Linked DNA regions of Homo sapiens: region 2 is linked to region 1. A link is a contact called in ENCODE Hi-C data. All regions are on one chromosome and are shown on one strand. Each heading gives the region's core, a stretch centred on a gene start or an enhancer-like site at or near the end of the contact. The rest is flanking DNA. Distances are from core to core; before and after follow the strand shown.

The links. A loop is a pair of places that touch in the nucleus more often than their neighbours do. Pooled maps may share reads with other maps.
Region 2: a map of CD8-positive, alpha-beta T cell shows a loop between it and region 1 (6-fold over the local background). The contact joins the promoter of SPMIP4 here to the promoter of HYCC1 in region 1. A Hi-C loop is called at or near these places in 2 of 168 maps with a recorded cell type or tissue (CD8-positive, alpha-beta T cell and naive thymus-derived CD4-positive, alpha-beta T cell) and 8 of 50 pooled maps.

Annotation. Positions count from the first base shown.
Region 1 is chr7:23,011,331-23,017,857 of GRCh38, reverse strand. HYCC1 (hyccin PI4KA lipid kinase complex subunit 1) reads left to right here and starts at 3,728. Exons shown (of 11, transcript NM_032581.4): 1 at 3,728-3,933. RefSeq lists enhancers at 3,398-3,577, 3,738-3,927, 4,345-5,026 and a silencer at 4,118-4,387.
Region 2 is chr7:25,175,806-25,182,350 of GRCh38, reverse strand. SPMIP4 (sperm microtubule inner protein 4) reads left to right here and starts at 1,997. Exons shown (of 10, transcript NM_138811.4): 1 at 1,997-2,689; 2 at 3,019-3,176. The coding sequence starts at 3,043. All of the region lies in intron 1 of LOC124901603 (a long non-coding RNA gene), which reads right to left. LOC124901602 (a long non-coding RNA gene) reads right to left here and starts at 6,537. Exons shown (of 2, transcript XR_007060260.1): 1 at 6,454-6,537; 2 at 4,720-5,511. RefSeq lists silencers at 1,762-2,151, 2,212-2,491.

The sequences.
Region 1 (6,527 bases), core at 2,479-4,978:
TAGTTACTTTAGAATTATGCGTGTGGATATCAGAGACTAGCAAAGATGAGCAGGAAAGATCTGGAATATGTTGACTTTTATAAAGTAGGTTAAAAGCATTTTCCTTTTGAAACAGAATGTTCTCTTAGGCATTTTTTCTGGTGCTTTGCGATTAAAATATAAACGGCTATGTGTAAAACTTAACTGCAGACTGTTATTGTTGGAAATTATTTTTATATGCACAAATTGTGATGGAAAGGAGAGTAGACTGGAAACATAAATTTGTGCTTTCGTTTTACTCTGACTTAGAGGGAAGACAACTTAAATTGCCTTCTATACTACCTTACCACTGCAAAATGGGAAGTGAAGTCAGGCAGTAAACTGCTTCCTGTCTTCTTGCAGGAAGGAAACAAATTATATATAAATATACATAGCCAAACTTCAGTTTCTCTCCACTCAATCTATCCTATGCACGGCACTGATTTGGCACTAGTAACATGTTATATTATTTCCCTTTTGTCAACCTTGGGTGTATATTAGAACCACTTGGGAAGCTTTTTTAAAAACCCAATGACTAGCCTCACACACCAATTTATTTATTTATTTACTGTGGGGTGCGGTTTGAGTACTGATAATTTTGAAAGGCATCCTAAGTGATTCTAATGAGCAGACAGGAAGCCACAAGGCAAAAGGAGAAAATCTGAACAACTGAGCTTGCCTTCAAGGTGTTCTATTATCTATCTGCAACCTAGCTTGCCAGGCTTGGCTGACTCAAGTTGCCTCCCATGCCCTCTGAACATTGCTTGTGCTTCCCCTCTTGTGTTATTTCTCCAGGCATTCTGGGAGTTACTTTCTCACCATTTTATCTGGTTCAAATTCCTCCCCAGTTTTCTAGACCCAGCCCATTTTGCCTTTTTCATGAAGCCTTCCCTGACTGCCCTTGACTGCAGTGCTTGCATCCTCCTCTGAAAACACAGCGGCTAATGCCTAGAAAATCATTTGAACAATGAATCGATTATGTACTGCCTTATGTAATCTCTCCACTGCTGCATTAAATAATTACTTTAATCTTTGCTTAACCTTTCATCTGTTTGTTATGCAGCTAACTATACTATAAGCAAGCTTCTAGCATTCATCTGTATCCTTGACAAGCCACGTGCCTTGTACAGTACAGGAAGTCAATAATATTTACCTGTCCCTTCCATCCTGACTTCCACAGGTTTGGTTCGAGATTCTCTCCTGGAATCTTGTCCTGGTCTTGGCTGGGCTTCCTGCCACCAGAAACTTTGGCTCTTCAAATCAGGTCAACACATTACTGGCACACATGGCCAATGGCCAGTAAAACTGATGGTGTGTGTGTGTGTGTGTGTGTGTGTGTGCATGCGCGTAGGTGTGCACTCTTTTGCCCACTCTTGTTTCTCTCTATCTTATGATCTGGCTGACTCGGTTTCTTTCCTTCCTTGGTCCCTCACTCTCCTACTCAATGGGACTTGACGGCAGAATTCAACGTCTCAGGTTTTGACTGCTTGTGTTCTCTAAGATGAATAACATGCTGCCTGGATCTTCCTCTCCCTATTTCTTTGAGTAAACACTTGTCCTGAACAGGCTCTGGCCAAGGGGACCTAAATTAAGTCAGTCTGATCTGTCAAGAATTTCCTCTCTACCCTGTTTTTTTTTCTTTGGATTCTCACCATTTAAAAGAAACCTGATTGCATTGTCCACATGATTAAAAGCTGTTGTCTGTCCCTCATTGCCTTAAGAAGAAAATCTAAACCTGAGCTATCCAATATGGGAGTTGTTAAAGTTAAAATTAAAAATTAATGCCAGACATGGTGGTTCACACCTGTAATCCCAGCACTTTGGGAGGCTGAGGTGGGTGGAGCACCTGAGGTCAGGAGTTCGAGACCAGCCTGGCCAACATGGTGAACCCCTGTCTCTACAAAAAATACAAAAATTAGCTGGGTGTGGTGGTGAGTTCATGTAACCCCAGCTACTCAGGAGGCTGAGGCAGGAGAATTGCTTGAACCTGGGAAGTGGAAGTGCAGTGAGGTAAGATCCCACCACTGTACTCCAGCCTGGGTGACAGAGGGAGACTCTGCCAAAAAAAAAAAAAATTAAAAATTGAGTTTCAGCCGTGTATGGTAGTTCATGTCTGTAATCCCAGCACTTTGGGAGGCTGAGGTGGGAGGATCACTTAAGCACTCTACCCCAGTTTGGGTGACAGAGTGAGACCTTGTCTCAAAAATAAATAAATAAATAAATAAATACATTGAGCTCTTCAGTCACACCACATTTCAAGTATTTGATAGCCACATGTGGCTAATGGCTACTATTTTGGACAACACAAATATAGAACATTTTCACCAGTGCAGAAAGCTCTGCTGGACAGTGCTTGTCTGAATATCTTAGTGTAGCTTGTGAGGTCTTTTACAATCTCACCTCAACCTTTTGCTCCAGCCCAATTTTTGGCCGTTCCTCATCATTTAACCCCATCTACCTTCTCAACATTCCACAATGGCTCTGTGCCCTTTCACAGCTCCATGCCTTTGAACATGGTGTTCTCCCTTTCTGAAATACCCTTTGACTTTCTTCTCTGGCAAACTCCCATTTACCTTTTAAGATCCAACTCAAACATTACCTTCCTTGTGGAGTTCGCTGACTTTCCTAAACAGTCATTTCTTGTCCTCTGTTTCCATTGCTCATTGAACCAATCTCTATTGTCCTTATCACTGTAGTTTGTTATTATTTACTCATTAATCTGATCCTCCCTTTGGAGGGGGATCCTATCTGTTTTAGCAATCTGCCCTAATAATTACCTGAAATTGTTTGCTTGATACCCTTTTGATATCAAGTAATATATCTTCTTATTTATGTGCTTGTTATTTATGAGTTCAGCATGTTTGAAAAGTTCACTTAGTGTTTCTGGAGAAATCCTGCCCATTTCTAGTGTAAAGCTAGAATGAACTTCCTGTCTTCTAGGGTGGAGGTCAGTTTTTCTTCTAATTAATCCTGACCAGTCTTGAGAAGGATGTGGTAGGAGAGGTTTACAAGGTCAAAAACAGCAGTACTGTCTGCAGGCGCAGGTTCAGGTGTTCTCGGGTTCCAGTTATTATACAAAACATTTAGTATATGTTCAGAGAAAAAGTAGGGAGGAATGATGGAAAAAATAAAAACAACCCCCATGGAAAGAAAACTGAGGCATCGTATTTGACTTTTTCCAGGCTAAGCCCAAAAGCAATGATGTAGTGAGGGGGAAGTTTGTATTTCCATTTTGCAAAAACGTAATTTTTTTTTCCTCCCGGGATTTGATAAGATTTTGATAAATTCTTGTGAATTTAATTACAGGGAAGTAAATCCTACTGACTAGTAAATTATCAATTTGTTTCTCTTTTCTCACAAAAGAGAAACAAATTGATACCCTTCACATCATCCGGTAAGGTTTATTTTTTTCTGAGAAGGCCATAAGCCCTAACGGCTCAGAATCTAAGAGACCTTCGCTGATTGTCATCGCCTAGCGGCCACCGCAAACCTTACAGTCAATCAACTTCCCTCGGACGCCCGGATCACGCCCATTGCTCAGACCACGCCCACTCAAGGCGCCTCATGGCTCCGCCCCAGGCCCAGCAGAAGAAGATTCTCATTGGTGGAGAAGTTGTTCTGATCCCGCCCCGGAGGACGGCGATAGGCTGAACTGGCGTGGGGCGGTGGTGGTTGGCTGCTTGAGGACGGGTCCCTGGTCGTGCCTGTCAGAGAGGCTGGCGGCAGTGGTGGCTCTCCCGGCTGGGTTGTCAGTCAGTGAGAGGAGGGGGAAGATGGCTCACCGGGACCCGTTCTGCTAGGAAGAAGGGGAGCAGGTGGTGCTGCTACTCGGGAGGAAGCAGAGCAGCCTCCGTCGCTGTCGCTGAGAGCCTCACGAGTCGAGGTCCTGCAGGTGGAGCTCCGGCAGCCGCCCTGGTGAGTCCAGCCGAGAGACCCACGCCGGGCCCCCAGGGCGTCCGGCAACGGATAACTTTTTTTTGTCAGGGAGGAGCCGGGGCGAGGCGGCGGCGAGGACAGGACCGGGACTTTGTCCCTGGGGCCGCGGCTCCACTGGGGGTAACGGCTCCCGCGCGAGGCGCCATGGGTGGGTGCGAGGCGGCGCGGGGCGCTGGGGGCGGCTGGCGGGCGGGTGGGCTGCGGCCGGCGCTGCTCGCCCCGAAGTTGGGCGCAGCCTGCCCGCTGCCTGGAGGGCGGCAGCTTTGTGCGCGCGACTCGGGTCTTTCCTTCCCGGCGAGGAGCAGTCCAGCCTCCTGCTGTGACCCGGGTGCCGCCGCCTCGGCCCCACCGGCCGCCCCTCTGCCGGGTGGGCCTGGGGCGGGAGCCCCCCGTCCCCTCCCTGCCGCGGCGGATGCTCTGGCCTCTGCCTCCTCTCCCACTCGCGCCCTCTACTTCGGCGAGGCCGCCACTGTCCGTCCGGTCTGGTGGCCACAATGGTCACTGTCGACCCCCCGCCCTCGCCCCCTGGAGAGCAGCGTTGGCCCGAGTCGGTCTTTGGTCCCCTGCAGGGCGGAGAGGTTCAGACAGCAGCCACGCTTCCTTCCTTGGTTATTTCGCTGAAGATCTCTTCTTGAGCCCTTGCCCCTTCTTTCTATGAGTTATTCCTCTCCTGAGGCTCATTTTAACATACTCGGGAATCCTCGGGGGTTTGGCTGAAAATGGTTGCATTAAAACACCCCCAAGTTTGTACGCTTCCCCGAAATTTGCTGTCTGCCCGTCAGCTTGCACATGTGTGCTTTGTGAGTTTAGACATTCCTGAAAGATTTTAATTTTGCCTAAGTGGTTTAGTACTGCACAGAATCTGCTCTCTGAGAAATACACTATCACAAGCCTGGCAGCCGCGGCGCTCTTCAGGTAGGGGGAATTTGTTCCACCGGCAGCTACTTCTTATCTCAGAGACTGCCCTACAGGCAGTAGGGCCAAGCTGACCTTTTGCAAATTATTTATCCTTGGATCACACAGTAGTTTTTGGAGCAGGTGGGCCACCTCTTTGGTTCATGTAACACTTTACAGTTTGAGGTTTTCAGCTTTCAAATCTTATTGCCATAAAGTCAGAAAGACTGGGAGGCTTGTTTTCCATGAAAACATTCTACTGCTAACATCCACAGGCACCCCACCTCCCCCGACATTTCCAAGTATTTTTTTTTCTTTAGGTGAATACATTTTAAGGTTTACAGGATGAATAGTAGTCTAAACCACCATATTTTTGAAGTGCAGGCAAAGACAAGGAAGGAAAAACATTTAAGATCTGCTTGGCCAATAGTGGCTTCAAAGTCAGCTATTCAAATAATCAGTTCAATCAAACCAAGTGGCAAGGGGGAAAAGCATCACATATTTAGGAAACAAATTCTGGATTTGGCTCGTTTATCCTTATTCGATTTATTGAAATTACCATGAGGGATTAGAAGGATTAGAAACCTTCTTAGTCATCGGCATTAGCAGTACCTGGATACAGACACCCGATAAGGCATTAGCTGGGTCAGCGTTTATCCTTGCTCTGCTTCCTTTCATTGTTGTATTTCTGTTTTATGAAATTTGCTCTGGGTTGTATTTTTTAGACTGGTGTCTTTGACGGTGAGTTTAAATATATGTACTGTTTTATTCAGCATCCTGTTGCCTAATATTTATTTTATAATGGATCTTAAGAAATTTTAAGAAATCTTAGTATTCAAGACCTATTTTGGGGTATCGTTTATATTTTATAAATGATTGAAATTATATCAAACATAAATTTATTTTTTCACTCTTCCAGGCTGAGTAGGTACTAGGGATACAGAAATGAATGTCATAGCTCTTGTCTTCAAGGAATTTACTATCTAACATACAAGATGTTAGTAACATTACAGTAAATTAACAATTATAATACTATGTAGTCAGTGGGAATAGAGATATGCCTAGTGTAGTAGGAGAGTTTAGAGTAGGAGATAGTTAACTTGCCTTGAGTGTAGGTGGAGTTGGGAGCACACAGCCAAGTTGTGAAGGATGATATGATTTTGCCAAGTGCAGGAGGTAAGTAACTTCCCAAGAGGAGGATATAGTAATTGAGAAGGCAAGGAGGCCTGAGAAACTGTGGCAATTTAGATAAGTCATTGACAATGACGAGTCAGTGTCAATTGACATTGGCAGTTGACAAAGTCAATAACATTGACATTGATATGGCTTGAATGCAGGGGTTAGTAGGAAATGGTGCCAGATGAAGATAGTGAGGGTGGTAGAGGGCCAGATCAGGGAATGGTATCCTTAGCTAAAGGGATTGGATTGAACGTGATAGATGAGAAGCCATTTATTGGATTTGTATTTTAGACCTTTACTGTGGCAGAGTGAGGGAAAAACTAACAAGTCCTAATCACCTATGAGAAGAAAGGAGGACTCAGGACTGTGAAGGTTTGACTTGGGGTTCTGTTGATGGAAATGAGGAACACAAAAATGGAAGGAAGATGATAAATTCTGTTTTGGCTATTTTGAATTTGAGGAAGCAGTGGAACTTCAGGCGAAGATATAGATAGATGTTT
Region 2 (6,545 bases), core at 748-3,247, 2.2 Mb before region 1:
TGAAATGGGCTGGGGAGACAAGGAATTTAATGGGAGATCCTGAACACAGAGGAGCAGAAAAGGGGCAAAAGCTTACAATGAACTACCAGAAATTGGAGGGGAAATAAAGATGTCAAAGATAAAAGCCAGTTTCACCTAATACACAACTCTGTCTCCAGCAGGATCTATTCCTCTAGGCTTAGTGGGTGGTAACTACTGGAAGGTCGGCAGAGGTGCAGGAACTAAGAAATAAACCAAGACTACAAAATTACCACTGTGCCTACTTCAATACACCTTTCTTCCCCCACTCCAGGTAACACTCACATAGAAGGCACAGCACAAAATGAATGCCCACTGGTTGGTTAGTAGAAAGTTGTAAAGTAGGCAGAGAATAGCAAAGGCACCATCATACTGTTACCAAGCAAAGGAGGCTCGCTGCCCGAGGCACTAGAAGTCAATACTATAACACTGGGTTTTTGATAAAATAAAAACTTTTATTGCATGTCAACCAACAAAGAAATAGGAAGTCCAGCTCAAATCTGTCTCCCTGTGCTGGCTTTAGGACAATTATTTTATTAGAAATGGTTTTGAGTGTGGATTCTGGGATTAGCAGGTGCTTGGTGGAAGGAAAGAGGAAGTCTGGAAAGTCCTTGCGCATGTGCTCTTATTTCTTCATGCTACCTAAGGGTTCCACGTGCAAATTCAGTGAGGAGTTAGTATGAAACATGGCAGTAGAAATTCAGCTGTAAGGTCAGCAAGCTGGATCTGTGCAGACTCTAGTTGGCCTTATATGTTCCAGTGGATTTCAGCCAGTTTTATTAACCTACAAGCCCAGGCATTTCAGCATTTCAGCAATTTGTTTCTTTTATCTGCCATCCTGTAAACTCAAGAATTTCTATGACTGTTTTCTTTAACTCTTTGGCACACAGTTTCAACGCCCTTCTTCTCAGAGGTGGTCATTCTCACCCTCACCTTCTGGTTCCTGCAGGCTCATTTCTAGCCTCCCACACTGTATTAGTCTTTTCTCACAATGCTGTAAAGAACTGCCCAAGACTGGGTAATTTATAAACGAAGGAGGTTTAGTTGACTCACAATCTCACATGGCTGCGGAGGCCTCAGGAAACTTACAATCATGGCAGAAGGCCACGGAGAAGCAGTTACCTTCTCCACAAGGGGGCAGGAAGGAAAAGTGCTGGGAGAAGGGAGAAGAGCCTCTTATAAAACCATCAGATCTCGTGAGAATTCACTCGCTATTACGAGAACAGCATGGGGGAAACTGCCCCCATGATCCAATTACTTCCACCTGGTCTCTCCTTTGACAAGCGGGGATTATGGGTATTACAATTCAAGATGAGATTTGAGTGGGGACACAAAGCCTAACCATATCACACATATACACACAACCTAACCTCCTCACATCCCATTCCTTGATGGGGTGGCAGGTGGCGAGGGGGGGGTGACATCCCTTATTGTCAGCCATCACAGGAACTCATGACCCTGTAGGTGCAGATTCATGGCTCACATTTGTATCTTTTGGGGAAAACTGAGGTAATCAAGGTGGGGCTAGGCCCTGGGGACGAGGCAAGTAAAGGACTTTGCCATGTCCGCACCCACCAGGGAAGGAGCAGAGACTCTGTTAGGGCGCCATGCCAGGGGCTGCAGTTTCAGAATCCTGCAGACTCCACCCTCTATCTGGCCACACTGTCCCCAATTTTTGCGAGGTGACCTGGGGAGGGAGGACAGGTCGGATGCTCCGACCTCACCAGGGACTCCACTGGACCGGAGCTCTTCCTCCTCCGCCCAGTCCACATGAGAGAGCTCCCTGGCCGGCCCTGAGACAGCTCCAGACCTGGTAGCCCTGGAAAAAGAAACTGGTATCGCCATCGCCGCCGCCGCTAGAGGGCGCCTGGGGGCGGGGCGCGGGTGGGGCAAGGCGGGGTCCGACTGGAGGCAGGGCGGTGAGCCGAGAGGGGCGGGGCAAGGGACCGGGAGGCGGGGCCAGGGGTCGCAAGGCGGAAGAGCCCCTCTCGCCTCCGACCCGGCGCCTCGCACTCCGTTCACTCTCGGTTCCTCTTCGCATTCTTGCCAGTCCCGTAGCGCTGGGCTGGTTTCCTCCGAGGTCTCTAAGAGCCTCCTACTGCGCCCCGCTCGCCGCCCGGAAGCCCCCAGCCCCTCAAGGACGCATCACCTAATGCCGCGGTCACGGCCACCGTCACAAGCGCCCCCAGCCCCACCCCACCCCGGCCTGCCCGCCGTCCTTCTCCCGCCCCCGCCCCTGCCTGCCAGCTCCACCGGGCCGTAGGTGCGGACGACCTCAAAATTCCTCGGCCCGCGAAGGCCGCCAGCTGCGGGGAGGGGAGGGGAGGCGCGGTCCCGCAGCGCCCCCAGGCTCATGTCCCAGGTATGTCCAGACCCCCGAGGCACCGCTTGCAGGGCAGTGACAGCCCGTGAGGCTCGGCCTCGACCCCTGGCACCCTTGGTCCCAGCTACGCCGGCTCCTGGCCTTCCCCCAAGTCCGAGAGAGAGGTGGGATTCTCCCCGACGCAGTTGGAAACCGGGAATCCCCTTTAGGGTCCCGTTCGTGCTGCACTACTGACTCCACCATCTGCAAAGGGATTCTTGTCCAGAATCCCCGAAGGCTTTAGGACAGCGCTTATTTTGTTGAATGAAGAGTCTCTAATTTTCGGAAAGACCACAGGCTAAAAGTCAAGTGAGTTTTCTTGAATAGTTATAGTTAAATTTAAGGCAGGAATTGAATGTCAGTTGATGGCCACAAAGTAGCGGACTGGTACGAACCTACTGGATGATCATTCTGGTGACTACTTGGAGGCACCGTCCACTTTGTGGATTTGTTTCAGTTGAAATTTATTTCCATAGAACTTATTTAGGTCTCTATTTATTACTGATTTGACGGCTTTCAGTGCAGAGGGAAGCCTGTGACGTCTGTGCAGCGTCAGGTTGAACAATTTAGCAGTGTAAAATGTGTTTTCTGCCTGCCTTGACTCGACAAGCCAAATGTGCCCTCCTTTTCTTTTCCAGGTTGTGCCTTTTTAGCCAAGAAGCATGGAAGTCATTCACGGCAGGCCCTACTGTTGCAGGGAGCTTGAAGGAGCTGACATACTGTCCAACACCTTTTACTCTAATGAATTGCACAACCCCCTCCAGACGGTTACTCGCCCAACTGCCTCAGAGGACAGGTAAAACAAAAACTAGAAAAAGCAAACAAGAAAAAGCAGTTTTAATGTATTCGTGTATTTTATTATGTGAGGAAAAACATTTATTGTTCTGGGGCTCTTCTGTTTCTTGTTTGTTTGTTTGTTTGTTTGTTTTTGAGACGGTGTCTCGCTCTGTCGCCCAGGCTGGAGTGTAGTGGTGCGATCTCGGCTCACTGGGACCTCTGCCTCCCAGGTTCAGGTGATTCTCCTGCCTCACCCTCCAGAGTAGCTGGGATTACAGGCATGCACCACCATGCCCAGCTAATATTTTTGCATTTTTAGTAGAGACAGGGTTTCACTATGTTGGCCAGGCTGTTCTCAAACTCCTGACCTCAAATGATCCACCCACCTCGGCCTCCCAAAGTGCTGGGATTACAGGCGTGACCACTGCGCCGGGCCGGGGCTCTTCTGCTTATCATATAATAGGGAAGGCAAAACGTGGCAATTATCTGAACCTTCAAGTGTCTGTAAGGAACTCGAGAAGTAAGTGGCTGTCTACTATAAAAGCCACACATCAAATTCATCCACTACATTCTAAAATCTTAGAATGGTCCGTTCCTTCATTGGGAAATTAATATGTTGTAAGCAAAGACTTTTATAAATAGTACTGTATTGGTTCCCTAACATGCCCTTCTACCATCTGCCCAAAAATACTCCCAGAATTTGCTGCTTATACTTGTGTAAATTTTTGCTTCACCAAATTCCCTGTAACACATTAATTATACATTATGATTTAATTTATGAAAAGCAGTTTGGTGATTTCTCAAAGAACTCAAAACAGAATTACCATTTGACCCAGCAATCCCATTATTGGATTCTAAGTTGTTCTTATAAGTTGTTCTATCAAAGGAATATAAGTTGTTCTACCATAAAGACACATGCACAAGTATGTTCATCACAGCACTATTCACAATAGCAAAGACATGGAATCAGCATAAATGACCATCAGTGGTTGACTGGATAAAGAAAACATGGTACATATACACCATGGAATACTATGCAGCCATAAAAAAACGAGATCATGTCCTTTGCAGCAACGTGGATGGAGCTGGAGGCCATTATTCTAAAGCAAACTAACACGGGAACAGAAAACCAAATATCACCTATTCTGACTTATAAGTGGGAGCTAAACATTGAGTACACATGGAGACAAAGAAGGGAACCACAGACACCAAGGCCTACTTGAGGGTGGAGAGAGGGAGGAAGGTGAGGATCAGAAAACTACCTCTTGGGTACTATGCTTATCACCTGGGTGACAAAATAATTTGTACACTGAACCACTGCAACATGCAATTTACCTGTATAATGAACCTGCATATGTCCCCCTGAACCTAGAAAAAAAGTTTAAAAAAAAAAATTACAATGAAAATAATTGCACCTATCTAGTGATTACTGTGTGTCAGCACTCTACCAAATGCTTTGTATGTAGTAATTCTTTTAATCCTCATGACAACCCTATAAGTACTACTGTTATCTGCATTTTACATATGAAATAACAGATACACACAAGTAATTTGCCAAGATCTTAGTGTCAGCATTTCCTGTATTGTATTTACTTGAATCATTTTGAGAAAAGGAAAAGGAAAAAACACCTCAAAACACCTGGACAGTGAAAAAATAGCCTGAGTGGTTGTCTACTTGTTTTGTGTTTTTTGTTTTTTTGTTTTTTTTTTATTAGACGGAGTCTCACTCTGTTGCCAGGCTGGAGTGCAGTGGCACAATCTCGGCTTACTGCAACCTCCGCCTCCTGGGTTCAAGCAATTCTCCTGCCTCAGCCTCCTGAGTAGCTGGGACTACAGGCACACACCACCTCGCCCAGCTAATTCTTTTGTATTTTTAGTAGAAATGGGGTTTCACTATGTTGGCCAGGATGGTCTCGATCTCCTGACCTCGTGATCCATCCGCCTCAGCCTCCCAATCATTTAAGAATTCTCTAGGAAACCAGACGGGAAGTCACCCAGCCTCAGTTTAAACTCTTCCAAAAAGGATAGCACTTCCACACCAGGCAGTCCATTCCATTTTTGAATGCTCCTGATTGTTAGATCATTTTCTTTCTAATGTGAACAATTTTTCCCTTGTAATTTCTGCCTGCTGATTCTGGTTCTTCCCTCTGAAGCTATGCAGAATAGTCATTCATCATCCCATGCTAGCAGCCCTTCAAGATCTGAAGATTCTCTTGTCCCATGTGAGAATTCTGTTTGCCAGACTAAACACTGATTCTCACAGATTCAGCTCCTTTTTCTTCTTGCGCTTAGCCTTTCACCATCTCGATCAGACTTCCACAGATCTTCTCCGGTTTACAAACATGCTCTTTATACTAATAAAGAAAAAGAATGATTTTTCCGTAATTATAAAACTAACACACATTCCTCATAATGTAGAAATCATAGAAATTTGTAAGGAAAACAAATTCTTTATTTTTCCAACAGAAAAATTATGAAAATGAAGCACAGGAAAGAAGCCCTCTATATTTCCTTTATCCAGAGATAATAACCACTGTGTTAACATCTTAATATGTGTCCTCTCCAATTTTTTTAAATGTAAAGATCATATTCAACATTTTTTAAATCAATTGCTATTTTCACTTAATGAAAAGAAATATTCTTGTATTGGAGGAAAAGGAGCTCTTGTCACTTCTGGGTCAGTCCTTGCTGCCCCTACTCCTCTACCATTGACCTGATTCACAAGAGTGGTTTTCAGCCCTAAATTCCTGTTCAACTCCAAGGGTTATCACATTAGGCAGAGCTTCCCTTGAGTCAAATAAAACCCTTAGTGGATTGTGTGTGATCTGGGAATGGGCAGTTGTCCCTGGCTCAAAAACAGCAATGTGAGGTTTTATATTTGGCCTAAAGGAATCCAAGAATTTAGGGCTGCCATATCTGAATGCACCATCAAAAAGCACTGTCAAAGGCTTTTCACTGAAATGTTGATCCCCTCTACCTAAACGGTCCTATAGTTGGTTAGTGATCAGCTCCAAAACCCTTAACTGGCATGAAATTTAAGAGAAGCACGTTTTTTGTTAACTGACTATAAAATTCAACACGATATATGGCCAACTATAAACTACAAAAAGGTATTATTTGAAGCTCTATCTAGGTATAACCATGCTCCTGGCTCCTAATAACTACAACTTGCTTTCCCTTTTATTTCACGTGAATTCTTTCCTTTCACAATCACCAGATTAAGAAAACCAGGATGATCATGTGTTCTCAGAACCCCTCCTCTTAACCCCCTCTTAAAAAGCAGCCAGACAGCTTACAAAAGAGTGTCTTTCCTCTCAGTGTTAGTGATGGAACGGCTCTGGACGGTGATAACAGGATACTGGTGGTAACTCTGTTCTATCATTGCTGA